2 separate regions of the Homo sapiens genome follow, and region 2 is linked to region 1. The links are chromatin loops, found by intact Hi-C in ENCODE. Cell type or tissue: CD14-positive monocyte. All regions are shown on one strand. Links, peaks and the distances in the headings refer to the core of each region. The heading gives the core; the rest is flanking DNA. Region 1 overlaps RAF1 (Raf-1 proto-oncogene, serine/threonine kinase). Region 2 has its middle 43 kb from the start of RAF1.

Evidence for each region. A loop is a pair of places that touch in the nucleus more often than their neighbours do. Peaks named below come from ENCODE experiments on the same cell type or tissue, not always from the same donor. Only the 100,000 strongest peaks of a DNase experiment are listed, where the experiment ranks them.
Region 2: a loop joins it to region 1, with 2.2 times the contacts of the local background. A loop is called at or near these places in 2 of 110 quality-filtered maps.

Annotation. Positions count from the first base shown.
Region 1 is chr3:12,646,048-12,648,957 of GRCh38, forward strand. All of the region lies in intron 1 of RAF1 (Raf-1 proto-oncogene, serine/threonine kinase), which reads right to left. Among named protein-coding and RNA genes, the nearest start is that of RAF1, 17 kb to the right of the region's middle. RefSeq lists an enhancer at 2,681-2,730. In CD14-positive monocyte, for the core only: no CTCF peak of the experiment used is centred there; DNase peaks (open chromatin) are centred at 1,754 and 2,484; H3K4me3 peaks cover 1,403 bases; H3K27ac peaks cover 2,500 bases.
Region 2 is chr3:12,705,483-12,708,392 of GRCh38, forward strand. No RefSeq gene overlaps it. Among named protein-coding and RNA genes, the nearest start is that of RAF1, 43 kb to the left of the region's middle. In CD14-positive monocyte, for the core only: CTCF peaks have their summits at 1,198 (motif pointing right) and 1,401; DNase peaks (open chromatin) are centred at 1,169 and 2,089.

The sequences.
Region 1 (2,910 bases), core at 292-2,791:
TCATTAGAGCAGTCATATTCTTAATGCTTTTTTATAACTTATCCTTTCTTTTTACTCATTAAATAATATACTAATAGATGGTGTATCAAAAATCTAATCTTTGTTTTTTAGAGACGGAGTCTCCCTTTGTCACCTAGGCTGGAAGTGCAGTAGCTTCATCATAGCTCACTGTAGCCTCAAACTCCTGGGCTCAAGCAATCCTCCCACCTCAGCCTCCTGAGTAGCTGGAAAAATATAATCTTTCATTCATGCAGCTAACATTATAATCTACAGCAAATGGATAAAGAATTAAGACAGGCAGAAATATAATAACGATATTACCGGTTTCTTTTAAGTCTTTTTTTTGAGGTGGAGTCTTCCTCTGTCACCCACGCTGGAGTGCAGTGGCACGATCTCAGCTCACTGCAACCTCTGCCTCCAGGTTCAAGTAATTCTCCTACCTCATCCTCCTGAGTGGCTGGGACTACAGGTGCGCACCACCAACGCCCTGCTAATTTTTGTATTTGTCTTTTTTTTTTTTTTGAGACAGAGTCTCACACTATTGCCAGGCCGGAGTGCAATGGCACAATATCGGCTCATTGCAACCTCCACCTCCCGGGTTCACATGATTCTCCTGCCTCAGCCTCCCGAGTAGCTGGGATTATAGGCACACACCACCACACCCGGCTAATTTTTTGTATATTTAGTAGAGACGGGTTTTACTATGTTGGCCAGACTTGTCTCAAACTCCTGACCTCAGGAGCCACCTGCCTCAGCCTCCCAAAACGCTGGGATTACAGGTGTGAGCCACCACGCCCAGCCTAATTTTTGTGATTTTAGTAGAGAAAGGGTTTCAATGTGTTGGCCAGGCTGGTCTCAAACTCCTGACCTCAAATGATCCACCCACCTTGGCCTCCCAAAGTGCTAGGATTACAGGAGTGAGCCACTGTGCCTGGTTTTTAAAGTCATTATTAAAATCTTCATTACCGGCCAGGCGTGGTGGCTCACGCCTGTAATCCCAGCACTTTGGGAGGCCGAGGCGGGCAGATCACGAGGTCAGGAGATCGAGACCATCCTGGCTAACATGGTGAAACCCCGTCTCTACTAAAAATACAAAAAATTAGCCTGGTGTGGTGGCGGGCACCTGCAGTCCCAGCTACTCGGAAGGCTGAGGCAGGAGAATGGCGGGAACCCAGGAGGCGAAGGCTGCAGTGAGCTGAGATCGCGCCACTGCACTCCAGCCTGGGCGACAGAGCGAGACTCCATCTCAAAAAAAAAAAAAAAGAAATTCAGGCCAGGCATGGTGGCTCACCCCTGTAATCTCAGCACTTTGAGAGGTTGAGGCAAGCAGACTGCTTGAGCCTAGAAGCTTGAGACCAGCCTGGACAACATGGAGAAACCCCATCTCTACAAAAAATCAGCCATGCACGGTGTAGCACATGTGTAGTCCCAGCTATTCAAGAGGCTGAAGTGGGAGGATCACCTGAGCCCAGGGAGGTCCAGGTTGCAGTGAGCCATGATTGTGCCACTGCATTCCAGCCTGGGCAACAGAGTGAGACCCTGTCTCAAACAAACAAACAAACAAACAAAACAAATAAATAAATTTTAAGTGGTCACAACACTGGAAAAAAAATAACTTTCACACATAAAAAGTTTCTGCTGAGCAAATATGCTCAAATGTTAGTTTCCTAACCAGTCCAAAAGGGCACTCTCATGCACTGCAAGGTGATGTGTACGTGTCAATATTTTTCGTTTCCTCACTCCTCTTTCTCAATTTCTGACCACAAACTGGTAACTTCATCAGATGACAGCCCAGAATAAACACACATGAAGAAATAAGCCACTCTACTCTTCTAAAAGTTAGCAGGGGCTGTACAAGTTTACAAAACAGACTCCTACATTTTAAAAGTGTAACTTTAAAAATACAAGTTAAAAACGAGCTAGTTCAAAAACAATTATGCTAAAACAAATCAGTTCCACAAATGATACCTGGAGCCAACTTTATTTTTAACTCTCACCACAAATAAGCTTAAATTATTTTCATTTTAAATCACATTGTCTGGACTCTTTTTTAACCCGAGTTTTTCTTTTCACCTTCAAATCAGTCATTGTTTTCTTCATCTAGTCAGCAACTGCTGATTTTTAAAATAAACAGATGTGTATTCAAAGTACACCATTAACACAAGTACCAAAACACACAATGTACAAATAAAATATGGTTTAGGAATGATTATTCAGATAGCCAAGTAACAGCGAAGTTAAAAAAAAAAAAAAAAAAGCTACATAATGAAGTAGGAAGGAAGGGGGAAAAAAATCACCTGGAAACACTAACAATTTCCACACTAATTTCTCTTTCATACTAAAGGCATTAATTTTCACAGTAAATCTTGCATATTCAACAAGTGGTTAAAAAAAATTAGCCCTCCTCAAAGATAAGGACACAGAATATAAGTGAATCATTCATTCTACACACTGGCATCACTCATTTGGCAGAGGAGATGTGTCCTCAAGAGAAGAGGTATTCCCCCAAGTTTACATCTTACCAAAGCAGTTTCAAGAAGTAACCATCTATATTAGCCGGATGTGGTGGTGCACACCTGTATTCCCTACTCAGATGGCTGAGGCACGAGAATCATGTGAACCCAGGAAGCAGAGGTGGCTGTGAGCCGAGATCGCACCACTGTCCTCCAGCCTGAGTGACAGAGTGAGATTCTGCTTCAAAAAAAAAAAAGTAACCATCTGATTCAGCCAGCTCCCCTACACTTCCTTCTGGAGTCAATGGCTTTCAAATAGAAAAATTCCCATCGGCCGGATGCGGTGGCTCACGCCTGTAATCCCAGCACTTTAGGAGGCCGACGTGGGCGGATCACCTGAGGTCGGGAGTTCAAGACCAGCCTGACCAACATGGAGAAACCCAGTCTCTACTAAAAA
Region 2 (2,910 bases), core at 178-2,677, 59 kb after region 1:
GCTTTGGGACATTCACATGGAAGTGTCAAAGGAGAGGAATGTGAGAACCGTCAGCGTACAAAGCTGGGAACTGTAGCTGAGGGTGAAGTTGCCCAGAGCGAAAGGCCGGGGTGAGATAAGAAGAGGGCCAAGGACTGAGCTCTGAGGAACCCAAGCATTTAACAGTCAAGCCTGCAAAGGAGACAGAGAAGGGACAACCAGAGAGGTAGGATAAAAAATGAGGATTGTGCAATGTCAGGGAAGACATGAAAAGAGGATGATAGAAGAGAGCAGTCAATGACATCTTACACTGCTCAGAGGTCAAGTCAGAAGAGAACTGAGGGCCAGGTGCAGTGGCTCACACCTGTAATCCCAACACTTTGGGAGGCTGAGGCAGGGGGATCACTGGAGCCCAGGAGTTCGAGACCAGCAACATGGTAAGACCCTGTCTCAAAAATAAATAGACAGACAGACAGACAGACAGATAGGACCAAAGGATCCATCGAGGTTGGTGGCCTTCAGGAAAGCCATTCCAGTTTTCTGGGGCTCACTAAAGTGAGCACTCACTCCCTTATTAGGCAGCATGAAATGAGTGAGCCCATAAAATGGGGCCAGCAGAAGAGCTGGGGCTATTTCCAAAGAGGGAATCCAGATGGCCAACAAACCCTTGAAAAGGGGCCAAACCTCAATAGTCACCAGAGAAATGTGAATTAAAACCACAATGAGCTTTCATTTTACGCCCACTAAATTGGCTAAAAATAAAAAACCTAATGATACTAGAATTTGGCAGGGGTATTAAGCAAGTGGAACTCTCAGGTGCTGTTGGTAGGAATGCAAGTTGATATAACCATCTTGGGAACAGTTTGACATTAACTAGTGTGGTTGAGGATGTGCATAGTGTGTTAAGCCAGGTTTCCTGAGAAACTGAGGAGGGTGTTGGCATGCAGAGGTTTTATGGGGAATGCCCTTAGAAATAGCACCTATGAGGTAGTGAGGAATCAGGATTTCCCATAGGGAGAGGATGAACTGTGCTAGAGTTGTAACAGAGACCTCTGTCACTGGGAGCTCTGAAACTGGGATGGCCCTTCACAGTTGTCCTGAACTGACAGAAGGGCATCATGCCTTTATACTCCTCTGTTGATCAGTCATTGGCTGGAACTGCACCCAAAGAGTGGTTGCAACCTTTTCCACTAGAGGGCTCTCCTGCCACCTGGGAAGTGAGTGAGTGCCTTGGTCCTGAAGAGGGAGATCTAACACATCACAGCATCCACTACAGTCCTGCACCACATGGATCCCCCTGCTTCATAAAATAAGCTAAACCCATCTGAGAACAGCTTCTCCAGGATTCTGCTTCATCTCTTTTTCTCTTTCTTTCCTTCTTTTTCTTCCCCTTTCTTTCTTTCTTTTTATTTCTCTTTTTTCTCTCTCTTTTCTTTCTCCCTCTTTTCTTTCTCTCCTTTTTTCTTTCTTTTCCCTTTCCCCTTTCTTTTCCTTTCTAATAAGGTCTCACTCTTTTGCCCAGGCTGGAGTTGCAGTGGCAACCATGGCTCACTGCAACCTCGACCTCCTGGGCTCAAGTGATTCTCCCACCTCAGCCTCCCAAGTAGCTGGGACTACAGGTGTGCACCACCATACCCGGCTAATTTTTATAGAGACAGGATCTTGCTATATTGTCCAGGCTGGTTGAAAACTCCTGAGTTCAAGTAATCCTCCCATCTTTGCCTCCAAAAGTGTTAGGATAACAGGTGTGAGCCATTACACCTGGCCATTTTCTTTTCTTTTTTCATCTCTTTTTCTGGGGAAGTTTGAGAAGGTTAGTGGAATGAATGGCAGCTGTCACGCTGCAGCTGGTCTCAGGGCACAGCTGATAGTCTTCTTCTCCCTCCTCTCCTGTGCATTCTAGATCCCCTCACCCTCGGCCAGCGTCTCTGCTGGTCTAGGTGGCTTACCTAGTGAGATGGCCCTGAGAGGTTTGAGACCATGGTCACCATGCTTGTCTCAGGTCATGGTTGCCGCATCTGTCTATTAACCATCAAAGTTGGTCAGAGAAGAACCAAGAATCACCGCAATAGATCTGCTGGAGTGTTAGATGAGTCCCTCCCCATCCTGTTGTGCAACAGCAGCCCTGCCTCCTCCTGGTGATCATTTAACCTGCCAAGAACATGACTCCTTTTTTTGCCTGCTGGTCTGTTGGTGTAAGGAGCCTGAAGTGACCAGGTGGCAGCTGGTTTGATAAGACAAATTTTATTGGCCTCCTGGGGGAAGCATCCTCCTGCTGGGAATGAGGACTTCTAGACCTATAGAGCCTAGAGCTGTACAGATGAAAGGACTGATTTCTCCCAGCAGCTCACTGGGAGTACAGTGAGAGCAGCCACTCATACTTCCACCCCCGGATTCCCAGATCCATTTATTCTACTTCGACAAGACAGCCCCAGCCCCAACCTGGAAATACCATCTGATGTCTCTCTACAGGCCTGCAAAGAGCAGGCACTTGAGCTCTTAATCAACAACTCATAAATGGCTGTTGATTCAGGGTGAATACTGCATCCTGGGGGATGGTGCTGTATCCTTGCAGTGTCATTTCCAGATTGATGCCTTGGCTGCATTTCTTTTTTTCTAACTAAAGTGCTTTTTATTTATTTTATTTTATTTTATTAATTTTTTGGGGGCGACAGAGTCTCACTCTTGCTGGAGTGCAGTGGCATGATCTTGGCTCACTGCAACCTCTGCCTCCCAGGTTCAAATGATTCCTGTGCCTCAGCCTCCCAAGTAGGTGGGACCACAGGTGTGTGTTACTTCACCTGTAGTAGCTTTTTGTATTTTTAGTAGAGACGGGGTTTCACCATGTTGCCCAGGCTGGTCTTGAACTCCTGGGCTCGAGTGATCTGCCTGCCTTGGTCTCCCAAAGTGCTGGGATTACAGGTGTGAGCC